Regions from separate parts of the Mus musculus genome. Here region 1 is linked to region 2. The links are chromatin loops, found by intact Hi-C in ENCODE. Cell type or tissue: left cerebral cortex. All regions are shown on one strand. Each heading gives the region's core, and the rest is flanking DNA. Links, peaks and the distances in the headings are about the cores only.

Region 1 (16,143 bases), core at 4,070-12,069, 890 kb before region 2:
TTAAGGACTCTTAAAAGGTGAAGGCCTGTTGAATTCCAGCAGCCTGCTCAGTCAGAGGCTGCAGGAGAAGGAATTCTGCAAGACACAGCAGCAGTGTTCCCTGGAGGAAAACCTGTGTGCGCTGTGTGTGGGACAGCTGAGAAGAGAAACAGGAACCAATCACAGAGAACAGTGACCAGTGCCACTCATGACCAATGCCCCCACCCAGGGGCCAATGCTCCTTCGGGGCCTGCATTCGGATAACAGCAACCGCAGTGGGTCAGTCCTACAGCAAGCACGCCTGGGCCAATCTCTTCCCTTGAGGCTCTCAGAGTTTGAGGGAGGCCTTAAGAGTTCAAATCCCCCCCCCCCCCAAAAAGAGTTTCAGAATTCCCCACAGGCCTCCGAAGAAATGGAAATAAGCTGAGAGATCGGGCCTAAAAATCCAAGCACCACCATGGGGGTGGGGAGGCAGTAACAAAGTGACCAAGGCTTACAGGGTGTCACCAGAGGCCTCAGGGGAGCCTGCAGGGCTGAAGGGGTTGAGAAAGGCTGTACTTTATACCAAACAGTGAGCACACATACCTCAGGTGGATTTAGAACACAGCTAAGCCAGTGCTGGGCTTTGCCTGGCTGGAGGAGGGGTGGGGGTGGGGTGGGGTTAGAGTGGGGGGAGGGGAGTGGGGGGTGCTAAGAGGAGATGGGGAGTGTGAAGAAGAGACTGTAGGATGCTGTAAACGAACATTTCTGAAGCTGGTGATGTAACTTCCGTGTGTGCTTGCTGACTCTCAGGAACAAAACCCTGGGCTCTGTTCCCAGCACCACATAAACTGGGTATGGTGGGACATGCCTGTAATCCTAGCACTTGGGAGGTGGAGGAAGGAGGGTCAAAAGTTCAAGGTCACCCTTGGCTTCATAGCAAGTTCAAGGACAGCCTAGAATACATGAGAAAGAAACTGGGAGTTGGGAAGATTCTAGTTACCCAAAGAACAATCCAAACCCACACATGGGGTATAGAATAGGTCGGGCACCCCAAAATAAAATAAATTAAAGCCTATCATATTCTCCCTCTTCTACCTCCCTGCCCCCACTTTTAAAAACACTGTGATACCGCACGCAGCAACAAGAAAGTGGACACCCTCACTTGCTTTCTCACTTCCTGAGGGACGAGGGCACAGAACTTCTTCTCATGTAGGGCATTTAACCTAACACTGGCTTCCTGGATAACCCGAGACACAGTGAACACTGACAGATGAAAAACAACAGAGGCTGCAGGGTTGGGAGGGAGAGCAGGATCTAAGATCTGGCACAGAGCTGGGCATGGTGTAAAAAGACTGGTTTGAGAGTCCTAGAGATGGACTCTGCGTGGTGGCCTTGCGCTATCGAGATAGAGATGCATGGCCGTATGGAACGAGGAGGGCACAATTTGTTGCTAAGGTCACACAGAATGCAGTGGTCAGAGGACGAGGTGAGGATTGGTCAGTCCGATACCGAAGTTTTGTGTGAAGTCACAGAACCTTTCAGTAGTGGGTATGCAGCATGAAGTATTCCATTTACAGATGGTCTCATAGCCTGATAGTCTTGCTTACACTGAGTTTGTGCTTCTTTCTGGAACAAGTTTGGGGACCAGCTGTGGTTCTGAGTCCTATGTTTCCTCCCTCAGGGTTGTCCAGATGCCGCCATTGCACACCACGCTGCAAGGATGAGGCGGAGTTGGGGATGGGCGTCTTCACCAAGGATTTTAGCTCTCTTAGGCGATACTCAATCAAACAACTTTCTTAGACCATCTTCAGTGAAACAGCTTGCGTGCAGATACTTTTTGGAGGGTGGAAAAGGGTTATATATAAACTTTGGTGAGTAGGGAGGAGTTTTCAGGGCAAACAAAATCACTGGCTGGAATTTAAAGAACTGTCAATGCCTCGTATGGAGAGGCATTCCAGAAATCCCAGGTGATGCCGGGCGGGTGGGTTCTTACCAGGATAGAGGAAGTTGAACTTTCAGGTTTGCCAAGGACTAGGTGACATTGCTTAAGTAGGAGATTGGGACCGGGCTCCCCAGATCAGAAGGAGAGGAGGAACTCCCACTGCAAATGAGAGTCCTCCATTTTGCATGGATCTCAGAAGAACTATCTAGGCATGGTAGAATTCGACCTTAGTAGCCAGGTCTTCTTAATGTACTAAAGTTTTGTAAAATGTGCTGGGAAACACACATTAGCCCTTTCACATCCAACTGCAGCAAAAGTAGGGGGTACCACGTGTACCCCACCATTTCCTGTAGGACATACTATAAGTAAAATTTCTTTCCAAACGTTCATCTGACGAAAGGAGACTAGCTGTGTATGGGAGGTCTTGTTTTCAGAGACGTGTGGACAGACCGGAGCTGCTGGAGAGCCTACACTGGGCTTTCTCACTTGACAGCCAGAATGAGGTTGCAGAGAAAACCTGCATTCAACACAAGTGTCTTTTTTAACTCTCCAGAGAAAATGAAGCCAGAAATGAGTTTTGTTTTGTTTTGTTTTAATTTGTTTTCATTTTCCTTATGCCAAGCTAAGTATTCCTGAGAGAAAACAGAGCTTTTCAGGGAGCTGGTCCCCCCCGCTCCACAGATCTAATTCTGAGTGATGACTGGTTTTCCTACCCAGGATCTGAGAGAATTCATGTTGACTCTTAGTTAATCTTCAGTTTTACAACCAGTTCAGCTGCTTTTTCTCTTTAACGACCTAAGTATCTGCTATAAAATTTTCCTTTCAAATAAATTGGAGGTCTGGCTTTATTCTGTCCTGAAGTTTGCAGCTAAATATTTATGTATGTTCTGCGGGAAGACAAGAGACTGTGGGGCCTGTAGTAGAACTTCTCAGGTAATATTGAAATGGCCGTCGGAGTCCCTGACCTGTGGATGCTGTGATCTGCCCCAGTGAAAGAGGTGTTGGTTATCAATTTCACCCTTTTAATTTTCTCTAGTTTTTACTTTGCTAGTCCAGTTTTTACTTTTGCAAGATCTGAGATGGCATTGGATCATGCAGGTGTTGGTAAGGTGAGAGAAACCCTTGAAAGCCTCCGGTGAATGCACCTGAAGTGGCATCTAATTTTCCACCCAAAGGGGCCACACTCACTACCTGAGAAAACCAGGAATGATGCAGAACTCCTGTCGCTCCTTTGGATTCTTTTCCTGCACGCACTCATTTCTATCATGAAGTCCTGGGCCATGGCTGCAGGTTGCTGAGAGCAGATGAAGAAAATTTCTGGGCCTCCTTCACTGTCTCCTTGGAAACTTCAAATTTAGTTTGCTGTGGCTACAACATTCCTCAGGTCGGGCGGTGGTGGCTCACGCCTTTAATCCCAGCACTTGAGAGACAGAGGCAGGCGGATTTTTGAGTTGGAGGCCAGCCTGGTCTACAGAGTGAGTTCCAGGACAGCCAGGGCTACACAGAGAAACCCTGTCTAGTAAAACAAAAACAAACAAACAAAAACAAAAAACAAAACAAGATTCCTCAGGTAACATGCCGAGACCTGCCAGGCCTCCTGAGAAGGAAGACTTCTACTACACCTCAAACCAGGTGTGTACTTCTAGAACATTCTTAGTACCACACACAGACACACAGACACACACACACACACACACACACACACACATTCTCTCTCTCTCTCTCACTCACACACACACACATCATCATCATCAAAACAAACCTCTCTGACTTCAGCTTCTGACCATGAATGTCCTTTTCTGGACTCTGGCTCTTGCCATCCCTGTAATAAGAATCTCTGTGGCTAACCTTGGCCGACCTGCATAATCAGGTATCCATGCATCTCAGGATCTTAAATCAGTCACATGACAACTACCTTGTGTGAGCTAGTTCATTCAGAGACTTCCAAGACCAAAAACAGAGGTGATTCCGTCAAACATAATCAGACCCTGCCAGGTTTTCTCAGCCTAGCCAATCCTGGAGTTCAGTGCCCCGACCCCAGCAGGTTTAAGCCTGGCCAGCTCTTCTAAGGCTCCAGGCTGCAATCAGTCCATGAGCTCCTGCCTGGCTTCACAGCATCGATGCAGCTTGGAGGCCTGAGCATCAGGAAGAGTTTTATAGGTCAGCGCAGGAATTTCAATCTCGGTGTCACGGACACAGTGGGTAAGCACAAAGGGAACACAGTTAAAATGTGCTTATACTTCGGCCAGCCCCCATTCTTTCCAAGGCCTGGCTTCTGAGGGTGTAGCTCCACGGGGGTGGAGCTGGTCCAATTTCATGCAGGACAATTCTGGGAATTCTAGGATGCTTAGCATCCCAGACCTTTGCTCTATAAAGTCTCGCCTCATCCTCCTCCCCACCAACCATTGTGACAATCAAAACAGACTCCCACGCACTTCCTAATGACCACTAGCAGGGCGGCATTGCCAAAAACCTCAGGCAGGACGATGCTTATCTGTGTAGTTGAAGGTCCTCAGGGAGAAACTGTTTCTTAGAACACAAACAAACACTTGGTCAGGTTTTAAATGCTGGGTCCCAAGTAAAACCCTAAACTCTGAGGGCTAAGGTGGCTCCTGGGGAGGTTTGTGGTGGGGGAAAAGGAGCTGTCAACTTCTCCATGATCCCCACTGCCAGCTTGATGACCTCAGTGAGAGTTCAAGGCCAGCCTGGACTACTTGAAACTGCACTTCAAAACAAAAACAAAACAAAAGCCAAGAGGTGCTCCCCACTCTTCTTGCTGATGGGTTGATGCTACGTTTCGATATGGTTTGTCCATTCTGAAACTCCTGTTGGAAATTTGGCTGCTACTGTGGGTGTCTCAGAAGGTGAAGGCTTTGATGCAATAGTTAGAGGAGAATTACAGCCTTTCCTGAGGGACTGAGTGTACGTTTGAGTGAGAAAGTTGTGATAAAGTGTACCCACACCCCGTGTTCCATCTCTTACACAGATTGCCCTTCGGTTCTCTGCTGTGTTCTGACCCACACACGTGGTCATGGATTCCAGAGTCACGAACTATACCCACCGCTACACTTTTTAAGTTACAAGGTCTCAGATGTTTTCTCATAGCAACAGGAAATGGTATATGATTGCGTGTAACTGATTTATCTTCTCTGATGGGGTTTTGTGGGGTTTTTTTAGAGCTTCCTCCATGGGAATCTTTGTCACAACTCACAGTACCTAAGAATGCTTTACATGGCCTGAGGTCATGGCCCCGCATCCCTATATCCTTGGCAATGTACATGTATGTCCTATGTACATACAGAGAGGATAAATATGTCTTTCCATGGAAAAGAGGGCAAAATCTGGAAGTCCATTTTTGTTCCATAGATGGTGTCCACGGCCTAACTTTGAAATATTATGCCTATCGCAGCTCAACACGGAGCTGAGCCTTCCATTGCAATATCCTGCTATGGTTACAGATTCAGAGAGCATTTCCAGGGCAAACAATGTAAGAGATGATGCTCAAGTGCTAAGAATCGCTGAGTCCCTGAGTTTTAGGTTTGTTTGTTTTGTTTTGTTTTGTTTTGTTTTTCTTTTATAACCCTGGCTGTCTCTGAACTTGATCTGTAGACCTGGCTGGCCTTAAACTCAGAGATTACCCCTGCCTATGCCTCCCAAGTGCTTGGATCAAAGGCATACACCATCACCACCCAGCAGGTTTTCATAGCTTTGACAAGAGTATTTAACTCGTGTGTGTGTGTGTGTGTGTGTGTGTGTGTGTGTTCGTCCCAATCTGTTTTCAAGCTGAATATTGGAGATAGTTCTTCAGATTCCCTTGCGCAGTAGAGCAGTTAACAAGGACTTTTTCTCCCAGTCAAAACTCTGGGAAGCTAGGCATGGCAGTACATGACCATAGTCCCAGCATTCAGGAGGCTGAGGCAGGAGGGTCATGACTTTAATTCCAGCCATGGTGACACAGTGATGCCCTATCTCAAAAGTAACATAATATAAATGGGTTCCTTTCTTCACAACTTAATGTCTTAAAGGCCAGAAGCCTGCTACGTTGTATCACTCTCTCCTCCAAAGGGCTTTTGGGACCCAAGTAACTTGCCGTTCATTTTGTGCATAGACTCTCCAGAATGTCTGGAACACAGAGGAGTGACTAACAACTGTGATGAAAACAGAATAGCCTGCTTTACAACAGCAACCTCTGCAGCAGGACTTCACATTTATAAACCATCGCTCATACAGTTTCTCCTTTGAGCCCTATGAGGCAAGCCACTTCCCACGGGAAGGAAAGCTAAGACAAAAGGAAAGACTAACAGTGGGAACTATTAGGTACTGAGTGGGATTCTGTAAGGACGTTTTTGTTGACTTACTTAAGACTGAGAGTGAACAGAAACAGTAGACCTTGTTATTCCAGTAGACCGGGCTTCAGAAAGGGGCAGTGACCGGTCTAAGGTCACACAGCAGCAAAGTGTCTCTTTCTGCAGTCCCACACATTTAGCTTTCTCTCCTGAACTAGAATTTGATCAATAACTTATAAAATGCCCTGCTATTCACTCTATGTCTGGGGGGAGGGGAGGACTTAGGAATTTTTTTTATCCACTGCTTTTATTGAATATTAATGCCAGAAGAAGACAGAAGGCTAAAAGGGGTAGACCTTTATGGTTCCCACTGTTGGCGTTATTTAAGGCTGGGTGAAGAAGCATGGGGGTTTGAAGAAACAGCCTTGCCTCTCATTGCGTGGCTTTGTAAAATTGGTGCTTTGGGACCAGAACCTCGGGGTAAACACCAAAGCCTTTCAAGTGAGACAAACCCCAGCTTCCAGTGCCTGTGTTAGTCGTTAGGAGCCCAGAGCACACAGCCCACAGGAGGCTGGTGGCGTCAAGTTCAATGCTAGCACTGTCCTGTAAGTACTTCCAGAGGCTGCTCTCTGCCCTTTGCCAGTTGCACATTAAACAACTTCCTCAGCCCAAGGGGCCCCTCTGGCAGTTCTCCTGCTGCACGGTTCTTTCTACCCCATTCATTCTCTCTTGAGCTTTAGGGAACCTCAGCTCGCTCCTTTTGCTGCATACAGAGTTATGTGCGTGCGCGCGCGCACACACACACACACACACACACACACACATGCTTTCCTTAGTCCTTTGTATCGCCGACCTCAATACCTCGAATCCCAGGGCAGCCGTTCATTCGTAACACACCGCATTCTTTGCTGCCCTTTGGCACCGTTCAAATATTCTCACTGTCAGGCCTCTCGAAAGCCTGAGTTGCAGTGGACTGGATAGTCCAAGTTCAGATGCTGGATAATTGGCTGCCCAGACCACACAACAGAGTGAGGATGGGCCAGCCAAGCCTGACAACTCAACACCTTTCCAGAAGGAACCCGAACCACCCAGGGCCATGCCTGAAGCTTTCCTTGACAGACATCCCAAGACCCTGGCGTTCCAGCATTCAGAGGTTCCCACTGCAGTTCCACGGTTGCCACACACAAGCCACGTTAGAGTTATTGTACAGTACCAGTAACTCTACAGCTGGACAGCACAGCCCATGGCACATGGCAGCAGGGAGGAGCTGAGGGGTCCACTTTCACCCGACCATCACCCCCTTCCCCTTCTCCTCTGAGCAGTGTCTAATAACAGCCTTATTCTTAACAGCTCTAAAGTAGAAATAATTCAAATAGCCATCAGCAGGATGAAAGACAAACTGTAACCATCCCTACAATGAAACAGACAACAAAAAAGAAAGTAATTTATGTTGCACAGAAAGCAGCCAGATTTAAAAGGACACTGTACACAAAAATAAGAACAGGCATGCTAATTTGTCAAGGGATACAGCGTAACTTTTGGGGGTTGTGAAAAAGACCTCTCATGTCCTGGTTGGTATTTATATGGCTACATGTGCATTTCAAAATTCTGGAACTTCTCACTTAAGATCAACGCAGAGATGAGAGTGTAGTTCAGTGGTGGAACAATTGCCTAGCATGCTCAAGTCCCTAGGTTTGCCCTCCAGCACCTCTGAAAAAAAATTATAAATAGTATTGTGTTAAATTTCACGTCAATGTGAAATTACATGTTTTATATTTTTATATCATTGTCATCATCACCATCATCACTGTCATCGTCATCATCATCATCATCTCAGTGCATCATCACCAAGGCCAATGGCTTCAAGGAGAACTGGAACAGGGTTTGTGGCTGTCTGGGATGTACCAGCTGCTCTGTGACTCCGATACCTCATGGTGCCCAGGAGAACTGAGCATCTGCTGTTCCAAACCTGGTGACTCTGCACTCATGACTCAGACTGACTCCCAACTTGCCAGTTCTTTCTACTGCTGTTTCTATCTTTACTCTCCACTGTCATTTCAGTTTTTCTTCCTTCCCTGATCCCTGCAGGGCATGAGGTTGAATGATGATTAGCTAACCCTTCCCAATGGCACGGTCTCTGTGGGAACCAAGGGTCTGTCCACCTAAATCCAGTAAGGCTGAAAGCCTCTGGTCTGTCTTCTTAGATGTAGAGTTACCTCTGCCTGTACAGTTTTTCTGCGTTGCCCTTAAGAGCAGATGACAGGGGCTCATGATACATTTCATGGTAGAATCTGGCACCTGTGTGGCTGTGTGGGTGGCTGAGTACTCGAGGTGCCAGAGTCAGGCATTATAGTTATCGATGGCTCTGCCATAGGGCAGCAGTGCCCTTGCCCGACCCTTGCCCCTTTGTATATTTGTAGGTTGTTTTTGGGGTACACCTCTCTGCCACAGTAAGAATTCCTACACATACACTTTATACCTACAGTATCTCCCCCAAGATTTGGCTATCTTACTGACAATGCAATAACTTCACCAGAACCACAGTTAAATATATACAGTGCCAACAGTTAACTCGCCAAAAATTAAGAGAAAAGAAAAGTTGTTGATGAAGCAAAGCTGGGGGAGGGCATGACCTCAACAAAGTTCCCATCATGCTTTAGCATGGCTCACAAACTTCCCATCATTTCCAGCACGGCTCAGGTAAGTTTAGGAAGGAGGGGACTGGTTGGAATGAGGAGGCATCAAAATTTGCATTCATGGGTTCAAGGCTATGGGGGTCTAGGAAATGCTTGATGAACAAGATGTAGCAGTTACTGACAAACCTCTCAGCTGACTCCACTCCTGCTCTTTCAGGACTAAGAGTTTTCTGGAGTAAGTGATGAATTTATTTGGGCTCCATCCCAGCATTAGTTAGCACAGGACCCCTAAACTCTGATTCTTAGTTCCCAGTGAAGTATCTGTAAAACCTTAAAGTAACTTCTTACACCTCTCCATCAATCATAAAGCCAGCCACCATGGGAGGCATTGCACAGGTTATAATAGCGTGCAATTGGTTCGTTGTTGTTGCTGTTGTTGCTCTCTCTCTCTCTCTCTCTCTCTCTCTCTCTCTCTCTCTCTCTCTCTCTCTCTCTCTCTCACTTTTTCTTTCTTTCTTTTTAATTCCCAAGAGACAGTGGGATGCCATATAGTATATATTTTTCAGGTCCTTTCCATTCTCTTGATTTTGTGACACAATGAACTTCTCAATTTAATCTTTTGTAAAATAAGGATAATTTTACCAATTTTGATGAAGATTAAGTAGCTTATATAAGTTTAAAGAGCTTGGAAAAATAATAGCTGTTATTATTATTATTATTATTATTATTACCTCTTTTCTCTAGTCAAGGCATGACATTACAGCAATCTGGTGAGTCATTAATATGCCCTTTTTTCTTTTTTAAATACAAAGTCTCTCTATGTAGCTCTGGCTGTCCTGGAACTTGCTCTGTAGCTGCCCTCAAAATCCCAGAGATCCTCAGGCCTCTGCCTCCTGAGTGGATTAAAGAAAGGCACATGCCACTATGCCTAACTCATTAATATGTCTTAATAAAAATTTTAAATTATTTATTATTATTATTTTTGGTTGTGGGGGGCAGTGAACGTGGGCATGCATGTGTTATGGAGAACACGTAGAGGGAAGAGGACCTCTTCAGGAGTCGCTTCTCTCCTTCCCAGCCGTGTTCTGTGGATCCAGCTTAGCCCCTCAGGCTTGGGAGGCAGGTGGGCGCATTTACCCAATGTGTTATCATCTTTTCCTCTGTGCTGAGGACTGACTCATGCCAAGCAAGCACTCTGCCATGAAGCTATCTTTATTCCAGACCATTGACAAATTTTTCAGTTGGCCTTGCCCTAAGTCTTTTCTTTACCCAATTTTTAACTCTTAGCAACAAAGCGCCGTTAAAAGCAAGTACTGCCCTTCTTGAGCTCAGTTCCCAGTACCCATGCCTCGTGGCTCACAAGCATCTACACCCCAAGCTTATATTCCAGGGAGAAGCCTCCAGCTTCCCTCCTCATTGGCTGAGCACAGCACTTTGCCAAGATGGAGGTCTAGAAGATAGAACTCCCCTCATAGCCTCAACGGCTTGAAGCCAGTGTTCCATTAGCCCTAAAGCCAAGAACTGAACACATCAGCTTGGCACCTGGAATCAGGTCGATGCTCCAGCCACAGGTCCTTTGCCTGGATCCATGGAAGTCAGACCCAGCTTTAGCTCCTTCTAACATGCTTAGCAGCATGATCTGTGATGGAGGAAGGCATCTTTGGGGGGCAAATGCCCACATTTAATGCAACTTTAGAGTGTCCTTTTATCTACTTCCAGCTAGAATTTCATGATGTAAAATGACCCTGACTGGAAGCATCTCTGCCCACTCGTTTAACCTTTTAACTATGGCGCATGTGTGTGCTGTAGTTACACAAAAGAGCAGGTAGCTTCCCCCCACCCCACCCCACCCCGCCCCCGGACCTTGGTGGTACTCATCACAGGCCTTTCTGAGCCTTGGCCATGGCTGCAGAACATCACAAATTCTGCTGGCGTGGGGGAGGAGGCCCCCTGTGAGCGAAGGGACAGATGGATGCAGAAGATGAGGCTGAGCATCCCCACCCCCTGCCTGGCTTGTCCTGGCAAGTTCTCTCACTCATGAGACACAGCCTAGGGATTGCAACAGCCACCTACCTCCCTGGTGTCCCCACCCCCACTCTCTCCCACTGCCACTTGCCCTGTATGAGGCGTCTCCCCCTCAACACAGAATCCTTTTCCACAGGCTGCTTACGGCTCCTTGGTCGGCTTTGTGTGCGACTGGAGGCAACGCGGCTCTTCAGCCTGGCCTAGGGCCCTCCTGTAGGATACCAGACACAGTGTTCCTGGTACCCCCTCTCTAGACTCTACCTTGAGCACCCAGAATCTCAGAGTTTACTATTCTTTCCTCTTGCCTAACTCTTATTCACCCTTCAAAACCTGCTCAAGTCCTTCCCTCTAGAAAGACTTTCCCGAGTCCTTTATAGGAAGATATGTCACCTCCTCAGGAGCCCCTTCCTGGAGCGGAACATAGCGCTCATGGGAAAGGAGAAACTACCTTAACTGTGATATGGGGCCTCTTGCCTCTGGAATCTTCTGGCTTCCCTCTCAGGTGCCCTTTCCACTCTGAGGTCCCTCTCCATCCACAGAGGCCCCGCAGATCAAAGCCAAGCGTCTGCTCGAGTGTGGCAGTGTGCGGCATATGAAGTCTTTACAGCGCTGTTGTCTAATCTGAGAATGAGAGGTTGGAACCCAAGGGCGCTGCAGATTCACTGCACTTCTAATTGTCTCTAAGTGATTAAAGGAGCAATTAGAAACCTAGGTGTTCCCAAACAGTAGGAAAATCACTTCTGAGTAGAGGCCCTGTTGGAGGTTCACGTGACAACCTGTTTATCTGTGGCCGCAGCCTAGCAGCAACAGCAGCTCGCCTGTCCTTCCTGACACAACACCCCCACCACTGTGACTCAAAGCTCCCTTCAGAGTTGCCAGCTGGGCTCCTGTGGCTTTGCTGTATTAACTTTGATGCCTCCCCCGCAGCCACCGCTGCTACAACCTGTGTTGTCCAAATTGTTCGTGTCTTACCAAAACAAAAAGTCTCCTCTTTCCTCATTTTCTGGGCCACCACACTCTGGACTACCTGAAGAGCCAGCTGGGGCCTGAGCATTTTGTGTTGGTCTCTCTTGGGGATTCTTAGAGACACTGTGACTGAAATACATCACACAACTCTAGGGGGCCTCCTTCATGCTAGGGTCATTATAGACTTGAGCACACAGTAGGATTCTTTTCTTAATCCTATGAAGTTATCTATCTATTCACATATTCATTTACATATCAGAGTTTCTTGGGATGTTTCTCTCTCTCAGCTATTATGAATAATACCAGTATGGGTATGAGTGTACAAATTAAAATTGTTTTGAGACCAAGTGTTGCATGTAGCCCACACTGCCCTCAAAATTACAAACTTCCTGCCTCTGCTTCCAGAGTTTCAAAATTACAGGCATATAATCCCATGCCTAGCTTTTAAAAATTTAATAACACAGCAAAACATTTCATGATGGCTGACTCCTTTGGATCATTGTCCTGGTGCTGGTTGTACAACTTTGACTTTGCGATGAGCTCATGCTGTGTAGATAGGATCTTACTGTGTTGTCTGGGCTGCTTTGAACTCCTAATTCAAGTGATGCTTGGGCCTCAGCTTTCAAAAAAGCTGGGACCCTAGACATGTGCTACCGGCCACAGGTAACTCCTTTGGGTCCTTCAAAGAGTCTCTGAATTGTTTATTTAATCTTACTATCTTTTGTGGATTTGAGGTCACGGTCACATGGCCCTATTGTTCCCAACACTATAGCTGTAAGTTCTTTAAAAATATTTTAAATATATATTTATATATAATTTTTATACACTTATTCATAAGTGTGTGTGTGTGTGTGTGTGTTCATTGTGAAGAAGGAAGGGCATGGGTATGTGTGTGTAGGTCAAAGGATAATTTGCAAAACTCAGCTTGTTCACATGTAGGTCTTTGGGAATACAGTCAGGTCACCAGACTTGGCTACTATCCTATCAGGTCTTATTTTTGGTTTGTTTAGATTTTTTTTCCCCTAGAAGGCCTCTATAGAGTAGCCAGAATGAATCGATACAATGAGATTGTTTTCTGAAACTAATAATGACAAACTGAAGAGGAATTCACTGATGGTTTTGTATTGGATTTTGGATATGCTGGGACCTGATACGTCACACAGCTTACCGTCGTCGATGTTAACACAAAAGGTTTTACCTGTCAGAAAATGCTTAATTAGGAAGGTAAAGCTGAATATCCTTTAAAAAAAAATTCAAATAATAGACACTCAGTTTTTCTTCATCAGCGTGTCTTTGCTGGTTGAAGTTGTTACGACAAAATAGTTTAGACCAAGTGGCTTAAATCACACCCAGTCCCTCAGCATCCTAGAGACGGGCACGGTCTAGATGAACGTACCCTGGCTTGTTTCCTGCTAAGGGACTTCTTCCTGCCCTGCCATTGGGTGCCCTTTCACTCTGACATCAAGAGGCCTTTCTTGGTGTCTGCACCCCCAACCCTTCTAAAACTTTTTCTTGGTTCTTTGTGAATTTCACATCATGTCCCCCAATCGCACTCATCTCCCCCACCCCTCATAACTGCCCTCCACTCGTGCAACCTACCCCAGAGAAAAAATAGTCTCATTGTGGAAGCTGTAGTGTGTCACAGCGTGTCCCACTGTATCGGCTTTTGAATGTTCATCGCAATGAGTCTGGTACAAGTCCTCTGCCCTCTGCTACTCTATCAGTACTGGAGTCTTGTTGAGATTTCTCTTGGATATCCTGCTGTTGCCCAGTGCCGTGGAGATCCTGTAGTTTTGGATCTGTAGGACCGGTCCCTTCATGCACGCCAGCAGTTCATAGATGGGCTGGATGCTGAGGCAGACTGACTCGAAGCCCTGGGTCTGGGATTGAGAGGCATCTGAGCTGGTCAGCTGCTTTCATGCCCTCAGGGATGTCTCAACATCAACCCCACAACCAGGGCCAGCTATAGCCTATTGCCCAGGTGAGGTACAGGGCTCACTCTCCCAAGTGCTGCAGTGGTTGAGGGGCAGGGCCAGCTCTCCTGCCTGCCATAGGTGGCAAGGGGAGGGGACGGGGATCTCTCCTTTGCCCGTGTCACCACACAGCATACGAGTGGCAGGGCCAGCTCTCCCATACTCCACCCTCAGAGTTAGCTCACCTACATCCCACATCTCTACTGTGATGCCCAAGTGAGGTGTAGGGTCTGCTATCCCGAGGGCTGCTGGCCTTCTTCTTATAAGGACACTAACCCCAGAGTGGCAGCCCCACCCACATGACCTCGTCTAAGCCTGATTCCTTCCAAATCCCACTTCCATGTTGAAAATCAGAGCTTTCACAAGTACATTTGAGGAATACAACCCCACCTTCAGTGGCTGATACTGGCGAAGTTGCATTTCCCCATGGCAACAGAGAGCTCAGCTACGGTCATCACATGATTGTATACTTATTGGTTTTGTTTTATTTCATGGTACAAAGGGTAGATTGCTGGGCCCAGTACATAATGGGCAAGTGCTCTCTCTCTCTCTCTCTCTCTCTCTCTCTCTCTCTCTCTCTCTCTCTCTTTCTCTGAACTCTAGGCCCAGTCTAACAACTTACCTTCAGATGACTCAGTTCAAAATCCTAACTTGACTATATTCACCAATGACAATAAAATCATGAACTTTGGCCCAGTATCAGTCAAGCTCTAACACAGAAAGACACACCTTAAAACCAGACCCCACAAACTTCAAAAGCACCCCTACTTCTAATATCTCTGCTAGTAAGATTGACTTTTTAGCCGGGCGTGGTGACGAATGCCTTTAATCCCAGCACTCAGGAGACAGAGGCAGGTGGATTTCTGAGTTCGAGGCCAGCCTGGTCTACAGAGTGATTTCCAGGACAGCCAGGGCTACACAAAGAAACTCGAAAAACCACACACAAAAAAAGATTGACTTCTTAGATTTTATTTATTCTATGTGTATTAGTGTTTGCTTGCATGTGTGTTGCGCACCATGTGGCATGCAGTTCCCTTGGATAAACGATTCCCCTCAAATCCCTTGATGCCCAAAAGAGGGCATCAAATTTCTTGTACTTGGGGTCACATGGTTGTGAGCTATCTTGTGAGTGCTTGGGATTGAACCGGGTCCTCTGGAAGAGAAACCAGTTCCTTTAACTTCTGAGCTGCATCTCTAGCCTTGTTTTTGGGTCAAGATACTGGCTTCTATCAGACATGTAAGTCAACAACATAAATATTTGAAAGGAGTCAAGAAACCATCCAAATGTCTGCTCCATGATTGAGGAAGTGGGGTTGTAGATGAGAGAGAACTTACAGAGACATCTGGAATAGTCGAGAGCAGAGAGAAAAAGCAGCAGATTGGACACGGCCAGAGCTCAGAAAGCAGGGCGTGGGGAAATCACTTGGGTTATAAGGAAGACGAGTAGTTGGGGGGAGGGAAGTCCATCAGCTGGAGCAGGCAGTTTGGGTAGAAGTGTAAGAGAGGACAGACTGTGTGGGGGCTCTGAACTGCACACCAAGTACTTGCGGGCGGGGACTGAGGGAGGCTGGGGCCAGCATGTGCCGTGTGCTTTGAGAGGCAGCCACAGGTATACGTCAATGAAAGCCATATGTCTCTTCTGCCAGAGGCAAGGAAATAATGACTCCTTTTGGCTAATGAAAACCCATTTCACAAGTTCCTGAGGAATGTGCCCATGTACCTAACCACCAGAAATCCAGCTTAAGATAAGCCAGGACTGCCTTTTCTGGACATACACACTTCCTGAGACCTAACAATAATAATGTAACTGGGGAAAAAAGACAAAATAAAAGTTTGGGGGTTTGAGGGGAGTTGTTTATTTTTCAGTATAGTTTGGGATGTTGTCACACATGCCAGAAATTCCAGTATTTCAAAGGCAGAGCTAAAAGGACCTGGCTACTTAATACCAGGGTTACATAATGAATCCCTATCATTAAAAGAAAATTCCATTGAGCTGAAGGGATAGCCTAGTGGTTAAGGGTACTCAGAGTGTCCAAGTTCAACGCCGAGCTCCAGTGGTAGGCATGACCACAACTGCCTGTAACTCCAGCTCCCAGGGGATGGGGGTAGGGAGAGTCTGGTGCCTTTGACCGCCACAGGCACCTGTCTTCACATGTATACACCAACAAATACAATATTTAAAAAATTTAAGCTTGGCAGTGATGGCACATACCTTTAATCTCAGCACTGGGGAAGTAGAGGCAGCCACATCTCTGAGTTCAAGGCCAGCCTGGTCTAAAGAGTGAATTCTAAAACAACCAAGGATACATAGAGAAAACCCTGTCTCAAAACATAAAAAAAAAAAAAGTTTTTGA
Region 2 (16,143 bases), core at 3,522-11,521:
CATATGTACTCATTGGTTGGAGGTTTAGTCCCTGGGAGCTCGGGTGTGTGTGTGGTTGGTTGATATTGTTGTTCTAAGGACTTGATTTCTAGTTGCCAAGTTCCACTATGCTCTCTCTACAAGTAAAAGGGACTCCTTTAAAGTTCTTTGTTACCTGAGGTTTCGTAACTTTCAGAGCGGATTGTCTTGCATTGTAGTTAAGGTGGAATGCAGCCTCACCCGCCTTTCTTGGAATGTATCCCTTTCTAGGAGCAGGACCGAACCAGAAATGGGCATGTCTCACAATTGGACCAGCTAAACTCAGAGAGAGTTTTATCAGTACAAGATTCACTAAGGGAAAACGACTGGTTAACTTTGCTTCTCCTTGTTTGTGGTTGTTCTGGGGTGCTCCTCTGGGGTTCTCATCTCACCTCCCTGCTCCTCCTTGTTTAACATCCTGATTTCAGAGCTTCCCTGGGCACCGCCTCCCTGCTCCAAACACCAGCTGGGATTCCAAAGCAACAGTCTTACCTCCCTGGGTGTTTGAGGTAAGTATGGAGACTGTTTGCCCTTCTCTGATTTCCTGGTCAAATAACAAGTTCTCTTTGACAGTCCCTGGGTCTTACTCACTTGACTCCCTCTAACCTCCCCCTTCTGCCCTGTGCTATGGACGCCAGTCACCCTGCAGGCAGCATGTGCTGCTGATGAGAGCTCGGGATTGCAATCATGAATGGTCTTGGATTCCAATCCTGCCATGTGTCAGCTGTGTATCACCGACGACGACAACACAGAATGTTTCTGTCTTGCTTTTGTCATCTGTAAGATGACGTTCACAACAGGTTTGTGATCTTTTAAATACTACGGTGAAGTAGTTAGGATGAGAACAGGGCATCCATTAGGAACCCTGGATGGCTTTCCAAGAGAGAAGGCAGGGTAGGGGTGGGCTGGACCCCAAAGATTGCCATTGCTCTCAGGGATTGCTTCCTGTGTCACAGAAACAGACTGTTTTCTGGGACAAGGGAGTGGAATACTTTGGCTGACTCTCGTTAAGCAGCTGCTGAGGTGGGTATACTACAATCAGGTTGTGACTGCTTTGCCAGTTAAGTGACCAGCACTAAAGTCACAGTACTGGGACAGGTTCCTGGGGGTCTAGATCTCCTTTCTGATGAGACCACAATGCCTATACCTCTCTTCTATAGCACAGTCCCAGCGCTACCACGGCCCCAACAGAGTCAGCTGTACTCAAGACAGAGGAAGACGCCATGATGTCAACTGTACTGATGGATACCTAGGAATCTAAGATGAGGGCTGGGGAGATGGCTCAGGTGGCAAAGTCTTGCAAACATGAAGACCTGAGTTTGATTCCCAGAACCTGTGCAAAAATAAAAATGAAAATGAAACGGGAGGAAAGTGTGGTGGTATACCCTTATAATCCCAGAGCCGAGGATACACAAACAGGTGGATCTCTGATTCTCTCTGGCCTGGCAGCCTTGATCACGGAGAGACCCTATCAGAAAAGATAATGGCTGAAGAGCTGCTAAGTTTTAGCCCTAGCTTCTACAAGCACGTGTGCACATGTACCCCCACCCCCACCCCACATACACACACAAGGACATTTAAGATCAGAATATTTACATAATCAATATCTCTGTGTAAGCCAGTTGAAATTTAATTGCAACCATAAGCCTTTGCGGGGGTTTTTGTTGTTGGCTTGTGTTTTAGCAAAGAAAATCACATTTCTAGGATGCTAAGAATTAAAGTCTGGGAGATCACGTGTTTTCTCAGTAGCAGACAAATCCATCCTCAGGATACAGGTCTAACCAGTGACTCTGGGGAGCAAGGAAATAGAACAAGTGAAGTCGTTATGCCTAATAAGTCACCCATCTAATAAGATATCCTTATAGAATTGAAATCTGAAATGTCACAGAAAGCCTGGCCTTCAGAAACCCTGGTCCCACGCCCCAGGCTTCGTCGGATGCCTGTCTGGGCCTGCTTCCTTGGAGATCGTGCCTGCTTCGTCAGCATATTCTCATTCCCTAGAGATGTTTCACCAAGTTATCATCTGGACAGGTTGCTTGGAGCTGTCTCCGGTTTCTGGCTTGTTTACATTCAGAGCCAAGCGGTGAGGATTTCAGAGTTAAGCTCAGAGGCCAAGTCTCCTCCCAGGATCTAGAGGAAATCCTCAGGCAATATGGAACCCCAGAAGCTAAAGACTTAGCTACCCCGTTCACTCAGCCAAGGTGAGGCCCAACTGCTGCGCCCACTGATTCTCTAACACCGTCTTTAACACCGGCTGCTTCGTTTGTTCACCAACCCACTTACGCCAGATGTACCAGGCTCTGCGAATTACGTATGATTTATTTTGAAACGTAAAATGGGGCTACAGGAGTTCTTATATAAAAACTACAAAAACGGCTTTGTGAAACAAAAATATGAATAAACATTCTGTCATTGAGCAAGAGAATCTCAGATATGGGAGAAAACTGCAGAGATTTTGAAGGTGCTCAAACAGGTCCGCGAGCATCAGTAAATTTTTTTACCTGCTAGTGACAGTGAAGCAGATGCTTATGGAGCAAACCTGATTAGACCAACTGCAAAGAATAGTCTACTGATTGGTGCTGTCCTTAGCCAAAAGATGAGTGAACACATCTGGGCGTGTTCTAATAGAAAATACATGTATAAGCTAAGAGTGTATCTACCAATGTTCTTTATATATATATAAAAGTTTTATTTATTATTATACATAAGTACACTGTAGCTGTCTTCAGATGCACCAGAAGAGGGCATCAGATCTCACTAGGGATGGTTGTGAGCCACCATGTGGTTGCTGGGATTTGAACTCAGGACCTTCGGAAGAGCAGTCGGTGCTCTTAACCATTGAGCCATCTCTCCAGCCCCCATGACCCCTTCTTACAACTGATTTAAAAGGAGGTTCTTTGAGGTCCCAACTGAGTCAGGTATTACTGCATTACATGCAGTGTGAGTAATAATAGCACACGTGAAAAGTTCAATGGCTGCCCTCCATGGGAGCAGAAACAAGCTATGGATTAGTCTGAAACATTCATTTACCATTAACATGCTGTTGGGGGCTATCTTCTTTCTCTATATGTTTTCTGTTCCTGCTCTTCTTTTGGGAAGTTTAGTATAAGATCCAATGCCAGTGCCAGAGAGCGTCCACCATTGGTCCCATTTTCTCAAAGCTCTTGGATCCCTCCCTATAGTCGGAGGCGATAGCTTCTCCATCCCATAAACTCCTGGTCAGTGGGCGGAGACTATAGGAGTTTTGTTGTTCCTTTTGAGCCGCCATCCAGAATGGAGTGAGAGCCAGATCAGAGGCATCTTGCTTAAGCACTCCCTGTGGGGGTGGCTTGGATAAACACTGCCCATCTAGGCTTGCTCCAGGCCAATCAGTTTTTCCCCAGCCCCAATCGAAGTGTGACTCTAGCAGCCAGAGCTCACTCCCCGCTGACTGAGTTCTGTGAGTCTCTTCCCATGTTTTTCCTTTCGTTCCACACATCCCCTGGCAGGTTCCAGGGTCTACTGGGAAAGAGGGCTAACCATTAATTAAGCATTAACTAATTGATTAATTAACTAAGAGAGCTAATCATATCTATGACTTAGATTTCCAGCTCCCACAAAGCCCTACGCACTAAGAAGTTAAAGTTCAGACAGCCACTGGGGCCATGCCCTCATCAGGTGAGAGACAAAGAGAGGAGCTCCAGGCCAGGCACAAACAACAATAAAGCTGTAATTTCAGGGCTGGGGAAGAGGCAAGAGGAAACAAAAGTGATTCTTTAACTGGTTGTCACATTAAATTTAAGATTTATCTATTTAAAAATATCCAGGAGCGCATACAGTGAGTCAAATGTAGATAGGAGACTTAATGGGTGCAGTGGAAAAGACATTTATTAATCTTCAAACTCATTGATCATTAATAGGAAACATTAGAAGAAACACAGATTGGGATTCTTTTTAAAAAGCGATATTGGAATTCATTGCTTTTCATCAATCCCGGAAACGGATGATAGCATTTTAGATGCATTAAATTTGGTCCATCATGCTCACTTCACAGTGGGAAGAAAAACAGCACTTGAGTGATTTTTTTTTCCCCTTAATTTGTTCTAAATTATAGCGAAGTGCCCTGCAAGAAGCAAGTGCTCATGTTAATTAACTCTGAGTAGAGAAGGTCACTGTCACACGTGGGGGCTCAGTTTCTGGCTTTCGTGAGATATTCTCTTCTGCAATTAGAACCTTCATCAGGAATTAGAGGCGTATGCAGATTCTCTCTACTTTACCCAGCGCTTCATGTTTGGGCACTTTTGTTGGCTCTTCTTTAAAAACACTGAAGATGTAGTAACAATAATGAGATGAACCGCCGGTCATGGTGGCGCACACCTTTAATCCCAGCACTCGGGAGGCAGAGGCAGGCGGATTTCTGAGTTTGAGGCCAGCCTGGTCTACAGAGTGAGTTCCAGGACAGCCAGGGCTATGCAGAGAAACCCTGTCTCGAAAAACAAACAAACAAACAAACAAACAAACAAACAAAACAAAACAAAATAATGAAATGAAGCACACAGTCTAGATATTTATTTACAGGTATGCCTGCAGTATTGGCCTTTTCTTTGAGCCTGAATCTTTTGTAAAACCACATGCAAACAGCTTGACAGTGCTTCACAACATAAAGAGTTAACAAGACTGAATTTCGGTTGTCTTATGTTGAACTGTTAAGACCAGACATGAAATTATAAATGCTGTGCAGTCTGGAAAATCACCCTCCAGGATCCTCGGAATTCCATTGGGGCTGAGAGAGCTATCAGCAGCTGAACCCATACTTCCAAAACACACAGAATTTTTAAAGGCTCTAGTTTTCAGTTACCCCTAGTTTCTTAGAACGTGTGCTGTTATTTTTTTTTTTTAATTGGATGTTTGCTTTATTTCAATTTCAAATGTTTTCCCCTTTCCTGGTCTCCCCTTCGGAAACCCCCTATCCTTTCCCCCTTCCCTCTGCCTCTATGAGGGTGCTCCCCCATCCACCTACCCACTCCCATCTTCCCACCCTGGCATTCCCCTACCCTGGGGCATCAAGGCCCCAGGGTCTCTCTTCACACTGATGTCTGACAAGGCCATCCTCTGCCACATATGTGGCTGGAGCCATGGGTCCTTCCATGTGTACTCTTTGGTTGGTGGTCTATTCCCCAGGAGGACTGGGGGTGGGGTCTGGCCTGTTGACAGTGTTGCTCCCCTCATGGGGCTGCAAACCCCCTTCAGTCCCTTCTGCAACTTCTCCACCGGGAAACCCCGAGCTCAGTCCGATGGTTGGCTGCGAGCATCCGCCTCTGTCTTTGTCAGGTGTGCAGTTATTTTTATGCCTCAAATTATGAACGCACATGTTGATTTTGTTGGTCATACAACACATGGCATGATACAGGTGTTAAACTGAAATTGTTTATGTCAATTAATATTTGAATGGTAGACATGATGAGGAATCCAGAGTCTCTTGCCTCTTCTGATCCACTCCAGTATCAACTGTGAATCACTATAAAAAAATTACTTCAAATGGATTTAGCCACAATGTAAAGGTAATTATATACGTCATTCCTTTGGTTGTGTTTGTTCTGGATATCCAGACGTTAACTATATATTAATTTGGCCATTTTAAAGAGGTAAAGAGACTTCAAGACTAAACAGTCATCTAAAGAGACCATTCAGGTGTGGAGCTTTCGATGACAATCAAACCTGAATGGCTCTTAGAATAGGAAGAACTCAAGATGTTATTAACTGAAAAAAATCCAAGACTTTCCAATTCTTGGGAGTATCTAAAGATACTCAGGTCAGTCACAGGGGAAAAACTTACATATATAGATATTTTAATTTTTAATGGTCCCAAGGTCTAGTAAATTTTTGATCAACCCATGGTCAAAGACCCTTCAGGAAAATAATATATTTTAAAGGGATGAATATTAATCATGAGTGAATTTTTAATCCTATGTTTTTTTTATGCTGTAGTTATGAAATTAAGTTCTGGGGCTTCTCTAGAGGACGTGGGTTCAAGTCCCAGCACCCACATGAGAGCCCACAACTGCCTCAAACTCCAGTTCCAGGGGATCTGGCACCTTTATATAGAGACATACATACAGGCAAAACACGAATGCACAGTAAATAAATAAGAAATCAAATTCTGATTAAAAATAAATGTGCATTCCACTCCTAACCAAGAAGCTATTTACAATTGATACCTGCTGGGAGAAGGGCAATCAATTTTCTCCGTTGGAGTGATACTGGGTATATCAACCAGTTGGCCAACACAAAATGAATGCCAAGGGTTGCTTTATGTGTGTGATTTTTGTTTTGTTTAGTTTTTTTTTTTTTTGGTCTTATTATTTTGTTAGTTTATTTTAATTGTACTGTTGTTGAGAAATAGAGAGAATATGAAGTCAGGTGGGGAAGGAGATGGGGAAGGTCTGAGAGGAGAAGGAATATGGTCAAGATATACTGTATGAAAAATATTTTTAAATTAATGAAAGAAGAAGAGATCTATGAAAAGGATTTTAAAGGGTTCATATGTGAAAAAAGCGAGTCCCTTAGTACTCTATGTTTCTGAAATTTCAGCAGTGGGAACAAGTGCAAATTGGTTCATGGGGACAGGCTTCAGGGAAGGCTCAACACAGGATTTCAAAACAGAGCCTTGACAGCAATCTCATCTCTTTCAGCAAGGCCACGGCTGCAAGGGCATACTTTTGTCCACTTGTTATGTGTGATTTTATACTTTTACTGGGAGGCTAATTGACCACAGCTTCATCAAATCCACCAAAATAAAAGGAAATTTAATTTCACTTGAGAGTTTTTTAAATTGAGTCTTTATACCATCCGGTTAGTTCTTTTGAGTCATAAATATATAACTGCTACCTAATATAATGTTCTTTTAAAAGTTAAGTCCTATGACTTGGAAAACAAAATGAGAGTCAAGTGTCCCAGTGTGTCAGCCACATAACAGCAGTAGCAAAGAGCTGTGACCGGGAGCTGTAGTCGTTGTAATAGTCTACAGGGACTCTAGTCTTCAGGTTGTACTGATAAGGATCCCAGTTTGCTGTGCAGAACACATTCATACTTTTTCTCAGAGCGCCCCCTAGTGACGAGTGGCAGGTAGCACCAGGGCCATGGATTGTACTGGCAGAAATACACAAGGAGGCAAGCCTGAGAGTGCCCATGTTTATCCCAGGGACCATACTTAATTTTCATAGCTACCTCCTGTCGTCTGTGTATAGATTGCTTCCCTGGGAATAACGTGTCATGAGCATAGAAGCCACCCTGACTGGTTCACCCCAGGACTGTGCTAGAACAGAAGATCTATCTTAATAAAGACACCCAGTAAACACTCAGACGGCAAGTAACCTCTTACTCTTGATTATGGAGACACTTTTATTTATCATAAATTAATGACAGAATATCAAACCTGTGACCTTTTAATACACAGGAAATATACTTTAAAATTTTAATGTGTGTGTGTGTGCATGCACATATATGTGTGGGCATACTGAGGCTAAAGTCTGACATTAGGTGTCTTTTCCCATGATAGTTTTTGAGATAAAGTCTGTCACTGAACCTGAAATTCATCAGCTTGGCGAGACTGGCTGGTGAAAGAGCTTCTGGGATTCGCCTGGTTTTGTCCCATACCCACCCCAGAGCTGGGGTTGCAGATGTGCACCACTGCACTTAGTCTTTATGTGGGTACTGGGGATTTGAACTCAGGTCCTCAAGATGGCACAGCAGATACTTTACCAACTGAACTGTCTCCTGGCCCCAAATATCATACTCTTAATCCTCATTAACCAACCAATGGCATCAACTAATCCAAGACTAAAAGGAGATGGTCAGAATGGACAGTTTATTTTAAAACACCTTCTCCAGGGTTGTTTTATTCAGTATTTTTTCAACATCTTGTTTAGTTTGGTTCTAATGGGAGCACAATTCAGATCTTCACTTTTTTTTCTCTTTAAGTTTGAGTTACATCTATTCTGTAAGCCCTGGTTAGATTACATATTGCCAGGTAGTGGTGGCACACACCTTTAATCCCAGCACTTGGGAGGCAGAGGGTTTGAGGCTAGTCTGGCATACAAAGTGAATTCTAGGACCGCCAGGACTGTTTATACAAAGAAGCTGTGTCTTGAAAACAAAACAGAACAGAACAATAACAAAAGATTGTTATATAGTATTTTATAATTTTAGATTTTAGTTTTTAATAAGTAAGGCCCATGAACTTTGACAATATTAAACTCTCAATGCATTTCTTTAAACTTACCTAAAAGATATCTTTAAATCAAGGTAATCAATTAACAGGTGAGGGTTTATGGCACAGTTTAAACTGTATGGTTGTTCTTGAGAGTGCCTGCCTACTGAGTTCTTCATATGTAGGAGAAGGTGGTATTTCTCCCACTTAACTTGAGAATCAGATCTAATATAACTTTGTCATTCAAAGTATTAGTTGAGAGCTCAGAACCTGAAGTCTAAAATTTAGGATTTTCCCAAACCACACCATTTAAAAATGGTTGATTTAGAATCAAACAAGCACTGACTGGCAGAAGTACCATCCTGTCATATGGAGTGAGAGGACACGCCCCCTTTCTCTTAATGTATCGAGTGTACCTACACACTGAATGCTTACCAGACTGGCCTGAGAATTCTATTTAATAGTTCTTGTCTTTTAAAATAATGGGCCTTTTCAGAATGGGCCACAGTTAAAGGAAATGAATACGTTAAATCCCATCTGATTTGGTTAAGATTCAAAACCAGTGCTTGAAGATTAATTAAAACAGAGGCGCAATTCACACTATAACGGCATCTCGTTAAGGGGAAATGCAGATAGGACGCCCTTTGTGGCCTCTTTTGCTCTCTGTAGCTGGAGCATCTCTAACTTCTTCATCATTGGTGTTCTTCTCAAGATCAGAAATGAGAATGTTCTCTTCTAAATGTGCTGTGCTGAAGTTGAGTGTGGGGTAGTAAGAACCCCGAGACCCCGTGAGTCTCTGGAAGATGTCACTTTTCTGCTTATATATCCAGAAGCAAAGCATGAAAATGCCCAGGGCTATTATCAACGTCAGCGTTACTGTGACAGGAACGATGCTGTGGCTTAGTCCTGGAGAAAGACAAAGAAACACAGAGGACAGATACTGTCACATGCCTACCTTCTATCGTATTGATTCTAAGAAATATCTAAATATTCTTTCCCTTCCAAACCTACCTTTCTCTGGCTGCGCCGTTACAGCTGGGATGCCTAAAATCAAATAATAAACAAATATTTCTTTAAATTCATCTAAGTTATGTTATGTATTCAAGCAAAGCAAGAATCAGACTATTGCTCATATACCATGCCTAGTATATGAATGATGTTTTATTAGAGCTCTGATAGTCATTCATTCATGTATTCTCCTCTGTGTGTGTGTGTGTGTGTGAGAGAGAGAGAGAGACAGAGAGAGACAGAGAGACAGAGAGAGGTGTCAGTCTTATACCATGGTACATGCACCATGGTATGTGTGTATAGGTCACATGACAACTTGTGGGTTCTCTCCTTCTACAATGTGGGTTCCAGTGTTTGGATCCAGGCTTGGCAGCAAGTGCTTTCACCAGCTGAGACATATTGCTAGCCCATGAGCCATTTATATTGATAAGTATTGGTGTTCATAACACAAGTGGTTTTTTCTCTTTCTTCCCTCATTCCTTTTAATTTACTAAAGCCAAAAGATTTCCATATAGTCTCAGAACTATCATAGCAGAAATATATGCAAGACATGGTCCTTACTAGCAGGAAGTCATCTTTTTGTTGGGATTAGATGGAGAGTTTGCCCAGCAGTAAAAGCCCTGCTTGTCTGTATGTAACATCTTTACAGTCAGCACATTTCTCATCTGTGATTCCCAAGAGTCTGGAAAGGAATCCATGGACTCTCCATTCTGAAGTGACACAGTTTCTGTTTTAGGGCATTTTACTGTAAGAACATTTTTCATTTAAGAAGACTATCTCAAGGGTTAACATTTAACCTCTGCAATTTCAGGTCTAGGAACAGAAAAGAGGGAGGGAGGGAGGGAGGGAGGGGGAGAGAGAGAGAGAGACAGAGACAGAGAGACAGAGAGAGAGACAGAGAGAGAGACAGAGAGAGAGAGAGAGCGAGTGCTGGAGAAGGAGGGTTTCTGGGAGTCTGAGGTCAGTCTGGACTTTGTAGCAAGTTCCTTGATAGGCTGAACAAAGGAGTAAGAGCTACTCCAGGAAGCTACATTAAAAACAAGCAAACCCAAAAGAAATCTATCTGGTCTTCCATGCAGCCTATTTGGACAGGCACTTTTCTCACCGATAGGATGAGTATGTTTGAACTGATCCAGGGCCTTGAAAAGTTGCCATACTTTAAAACTGGACATTATGGGGTGGTGTTTTTGATTTGCTCTTGATGCTTAGATGCCAGGGAAAACGTGGGCATGCTGTTAGCCTTTTGTCTGCTACAATGTTGCCGCACTTTGGGGTTTCAAGCATCCTGTGCTCCTGCTGGCAGCCCTTTCTCTTTCTTTGCCAGTGTCTTGTCAGTCTTCCTACTTCTCCCTGTGTTTTCAGTCACATCATTTAAATCACCGGCACTGTCCTTTGCATCTGGTGAGTGTATTTCACTGTGGGTGTCTACCCTACACACAGGGCATCCTTTGCTCCACCCGGAATCTCAGCTCCATAGCTAAGCACTGGATCCAGCCTCATTGGTCAGCACCATGTGTATGGTACTCCAGTCTAGTGCATTCTCCGTGGCTGCTTTTTAGTAATGCTGGGCCTTTGGTTTAACATATCTGTCCTTCTTTGTTCCAGCTCTCTACACTCCTCCTCCTCCTTCAGAGCCCAGCGTCTCATTTCTCTGAAGCCTTACCCAGGAGCCCAGAGGCACTCTAACCTTCCTTCTTCCAAAACGAGACTCTAGGAATAGTCTGATTATCATAAACGCCAATGGTCCTCATGGTACGCTAGCTGAGGAGCCTCCGCTGCTGTTTTCAAATGGCTAGAATTTTCTGGTTTCACGTTCTAAAACCAATTTCTATTGCCGTAAACCGTATTGCTCACCATGGACTCAAATATGACCTTCTTGGCAAAGTCTACTCACAAGGCAGAATTATACCTACTTCTCCGTAACAAATACACCAAATAAACAGAGGATATTTCCTACGACCAAAGATGACCCTACACTTTCTCCTAGCATGGCACAGCTCTTTTTGGTGTAAACTGCATGTCTTATTTCATCTATATGATTAATGATTTCCCCCCCTTCATCTTAGAGGAGCTGAGATGTTCTGACGTGTGTGATGTGGAGCAAGATGACGGTGCCAGAATCTATCTGAAAAACTCTCTGATATGGCGGGTCGGCATTAACCAGGGTCAATATGAAGAAATTCTTTCTCCTTTCACACACCTGCTTCCATTTTACATATGAACCCCTTTTTGTCCTCGCATGGGGTAAAGTGCCATATTCCTTCCGGGATCCTCAGGACAACACACGGATGTGGCTTGAGGTGGTCCATGTCTGGCTTCCGAAGGCCCCAGTTGGACTGCTCTGTGGGTGTTCCGTCAAACCACCTTAAGGTTTTGTCTGTGGGAAAAAAAATGCTGGCTTGTTATGAATGAAGTGCATGATTAACAGTCTAAGACTGGGATCAGTCCTTAAAGCAGCCTCCAAATTTAAGGAGGCACATTTAATTCCATGAGTATATTCATGAACAAAACATCAAAAAAGATACGTATCCAGCCAGGCGGTCACATAGAAAGTAAAATTAATGTATAGAAAATCCCTTGAAATTCTAACATCAACACCATAGCAAGAAGGTTCATTTCCTAAAGCCATTCTTATACGGGAAGTGATTCAGTGGGAAAATTCAGCCCATACATAGTTAATACGGTGTGTGCGTGTGTGCGTGTGTGAAAGTATGTGTGTATGTGTGATATGTGTGTGTGTGTAAGTATGTGTGCGTGTGTAAGTGTGTGTGTGTGTGTATGTGTGTGTGTGTGTGTGTGTGTATGTGTGTGTGTGTGTAAGTATGTGTGTGTGTGTGTGTGTGTGTGTGGTGTGTGTGTGTGGTGTGTGTGGTGTGTTGCACTGTCTGAAAAGAATTTATAACTAACAACAAAGTGAACTGCAAGTTGGCTTGCCTTTGGTTATCGCCATCGGCTAGAAATTCAAACAATGTCCAGGATTAAAATACCCCTTGCGAGGAGGGTCTCCATACCCACCATCCTGCACCACTGTGACACACTCTCTATGCCAATTAAAATACTTTTCTTTACAAGTACTTTTCAATAACATCAGTGTACTGGCTAGTTTTGTGTCAACTTGACCCAGCTGGAGTTATCACAGAGAAAGGAGCTTTAGTTGGGGAAATGCCTCCATGAGATCCAACTGTAAGGCATTCTCTCAATTAGTGATCAAGGGGGAAAGGCCCATTGTGGGTGGGACCATCTCTGGGCTGGTAGTCTTGGGTTCTATAAGAGAGCAGGCAGAGCAAGTCAGGGGAAGCAAGCCAGTAAGGAACATCCCTCCATGGCCTCTGCATCAGCTCCTGCTTCCTGACCTGCTTGAGTTCCAGTCCTGACTTCCTTGGTGATGAACAGCAGTGTGGAAGTGTAAGCTGAATAAACCCTTTCCTCTCCAACTTGCTTCTTGGTCATGATGTTTGTGCAGGAATAGAAACCCTGACCAAGACAATCAGTTACATAAAGAATAGTGTGCCTCCGATTATACACACTGGTGTCTATAAGGATTCAAAAAGCACAGCTGTTCACTGAAACAGCTCCCCCATCCTGTTGTGGTTTATACCGAACGCTTGAGAAAGTGGGGTGTTTTCAGGTCAACGTGTCTTGCCTTTGTATGACTAAGCCCGGGGACAGAGCTGGAACTAGCAGCTTCAGTGTCCCAGTGAAGGTTAACTTGTCCGTTTGTTTTGTTTGGAGGTGTGGCTTTAGGGTTCACACTATATTTTCACAGCAATTGTGTTCAAGAGGCATCCTGGGGCTCCCAGAGGCCTTCAGGACTGCGTGTTTACTTGCGCCTCCTCTGCACCCATGGCACTTACTGTTATTATCAAACTGAGCATTCAACCAAACCATCTGCACAGAAGACCCAAACGCAAGAAGCTCTTCCAGGAGAAATGAATTTTCAGCCGCATCCCTGATTGCCAACAGATTAGATCCTGTAAAAGGGACAAGCAGCCAATAAGCAAGGTAAAGGGGACTCAGAAATGTTTCTGGGCCCTGATTCCTGAAGCCCTGGCTTTGAAAAACAATCGTTCGGTTACTCAACACACGGTTTCCCTTCCTACTACTGGGGCTGGAACTCCAGGGCCTTGCCATGCTAGGCAGGAGCTCTAAGGATGATCTGGAGCCCCAACTCCTGGTTTTTATTGTTAAAAAGTGATTGAGTAGATGATGAGCCACTAAAGTGCCTGCTGCAGAAACCCAAGGACCCAAGGACCCAAGGCTGCCGCCTCAGGACTGAGGTAAAGATCAGAGGTGGAGAGGCAGAGACAGAGGGGTCCAGTAGGGCTCACTGGCCAGGTTCAGTGAGAGACTTGGTCTCAAATATACAGAATGGAGTGTGGTTGAGAAAGACACCTGATATCATCACACACACACACACACACAAATTCAAGGTGATTAAAAACAAAACAAATAAAATCAAAGTCCCACTATGTGCCCCTGGCTAGCTTGAAACTCACTATGTAGACCTTGCCCTTAAGCGCATACCGATCTTTCCCTGCCTCCTGAGGACTAGGATTAAAGGCCCCACGTCACCACACCCACCTACAATGTGATGTTTGATTTAAGTATAAAAGTGTACAAAGCTTTCATTTAAAAGTTAAAATACTGATTAGCCAGTTTAGAGAACATTAAAATTTCACAACGCGCATGGCTTCAGAAGAATTTTGTAGGAAAGCTCTACACCGAGGCACACTCTTGGGTTTTCAAAGTCTGCACTGGGACTTGAACTGCCTATAATAGTTGTCCCCCTAATAAGCAAATTCAATAGTTTTTTTATTTTTTATTTTTTATTTTTTCAGTAGTCCTCGTGGCCCCTAAAGTCCCTGGATAATCAGCCTGCGAGAAAGCACACTGTTTACTGAGCTGCTGAGAGGACATGCAAGTATGTTAGCCCCACAGAAGAATTACCTTCACTTTTGCAAAATTCATGAGCATCTTCAAAACTCCTGCTGTCCAGGACTGTGGAAAAACTGTAGCAGTTACCTTTAAATTTTATCCAGGGAACTGATGTTTCTGAGCACAGCCCTGGGTGCTCAAATGCCTTTGTTTCTATGAAGAAAAAACGGGTATGGTTTCAGGCTGGTGTCTGGGCTCGTAGACCGAGATAACCCTTATTTTCCATTCCATGAAAGGCCATGCATAACCAATGTGCACATGAGGTTTTCATCAGAAGACCCCAAAGGCTGGATTTGATGCTGATGGTTACAGACTAGGGTTAACCCTAGTTCTTGCATTTCTGTTAGCAAACTCTTTCCCTAAACATGAAGGGTGGATAAAAGTGTTTTGTCGGTTTGAGTGCTGCCTGGTGAGGGTGGCTGTCTACTGCCATTCTAAAGTTGGGACATCAGTAAGATGCACTGCAGAGAGGAAGCAGTAGCTGAACGATGCTGAGAAAAGGATGTCTAACGGTATAATATGTGTCCTGTGCAGGGCTAAGTGTCACAGATGTCTAAAGCCCCTACTTGTGTGTACCTGCCTATAGGTATTGCTCATATCTAATCCTGAGTTGTTTTCATCTACAATTATGCAAAGTATGTGTGCTGTAGGTAATAGTACCCACAATATAAGTAAATAATGCAACCTTATGAAATGGGCGATTTAAAAGGAGACCAGAGGGGGAAACTCTCAGAGCATAGGAGTGCAACAAAGAAGAGAGTTAGGGAAACAGAGTAAACACGTCAGAGGGTGAGGACAGAGCCCCTGGTCAGGGCACTGTCGCTAGTGGGATCCTTGGGAACGTGTTGAGTGATCTCAATTAAGTTTCATTGTCAGTAAAGGGATTGGGCCAGCTGAACTTCATGTAAATAGGATATTGTGCAAAGTGTGGTGTAGGGCTTATAGTCAATGTCCGAACGGTGTCAGCTTACCACCACCCTACTCATCACTCAAGAATCTACCAGCCTTGTCTTAAACGTAAACCCTCACAGTTCAGATTCTCTATAAAGCTGTGGCCCGCCTTTCTTTCTTTCCTTCCTTCTTTCTTTCTTTCTTTCTTTCTTTCTTTCTTTCTTTCTTTCTTTCTTTCTTTCTTTCTTTCTTTCCTTTCTTTCCTTCCTTCCTTCCTTCCTTCCTTCCTTCTTTCTTTCTTTCTTTCTTTCTTTCTTTCTTTCTTTCTTTCTTTTCCTTCTTTCTTTCTTTTTTCTTTCTCTCTCTCTTTCTCTCTCTTTCTTTTCTTTTCTTTCTTTCTCTCTCTCTCTTTCTTTTTTTTTCCTGTTCAAAGCAGCTTTATTCATAATAGGAAGAAACTGGAAGCAACCCAGATGCCCTTCAACCAAAGAATGGACACAGAAAATGTGGTTCATTTACACAATAGAATGCTATTCAGTTACTAAAAACAAGGATACCATGAATTTTACAGACAAATGGATGGAAATGGAAAATATCCTGAGTGAGGTAATCCAGACTCAAAAGGGTAAGCATGGTATGTACTCACCAGTAAGCAGACATTAGCCTTAAAATACAGAATACCCATGATATACCCTTCAGACACAAAGAAGTTAAACAAGAAAGAAGGGCCAAGCATGGATGCTTGAAGCACACTTAAAAGGGGGAACAAAAAGGCATAGAAGGTAAAGGGAGAGAGATAAGTGGATGGAAGAGGAGATGGGAAGGTGAATGTGTGGCAGGTGTGGAGAGAGACAGGAGAGTGGCCCGCCTTTCTTATGTAAGGTCTCATCGTCCTTTTACCCTAACCTGCCATGCTGGCAAACTCAACACCAGCTTTGCGTGTGGCTCCCCTTCCTGTGCTCCTCTCTGCCTTCCTTTATCTAAGCTTCTCTCCTCCAAATTCGTCTCTGTGTTGTTGTTGCCCATCTCTCCTATCCACTCTGCAAGTTCCGTCTGCGTACACTGACATGTCCTTCAGGAAGCCTTCTGTCTTCCTCCAAATA

The links. Hi-C counts contacts between places; a loop is a spot of excess contacts. Peaks named below come from ENCODE experiments on the same cell type or tissue, not always from the same donor. Only the 100,000 strongest peaks of a DNase experiment are listed, where the experiment ranks them.
Region 1: it touches region 2 in a loop (2.8-fold over the local background); 16 of 42 quality-filtered maps call a loop at or near these places.

The regions. Positions count from the first base shown.
Region 1 is chr2:59,522,860-59,539,002 of GRCm38, forward strand. No RefSeq gene overlaps it. Among named protein-coding and RNA genes, the nearest start is that of Gm39831, 19 kb to the left of the region's middle. In left cerebral cortex, for the core only: no CTCF peak of the experiment used is centred there; DNase peaks (open chromatin) are centred at 6,080, 8,148, 8,473, 10,863 and 1 more place; H3K27ac peaks cover 377 bases.
Region 2 is chr2:60,411,191-60,427,333 of GRCm38, forward strand. Pla2r1 (phospholipase A2 receptor 1) reads right to left here. Exons shown (of 30, transcript NM_008867.2): 26 at 14,162-14,302; 27 at 13,069-13,185; 28 at 11,415-11,591; 29 at 9,218-9,250; 30 at 6,353-9,112. The coding sequence ends at 8,823. It overlaps Gm13580 (predicted gene 13580), which reads left to right and starts at 335. Exons shown (of 3, transcript NR_046065.1): 1 at 335-527; 2 at 657-818; 3 at 1,179-1,384. In left cerebral cortex, for the core only: a CTCF peak has its summit at 7,113 (motif pointing left); a DNase peak (open chromatin) is centred at 7,101.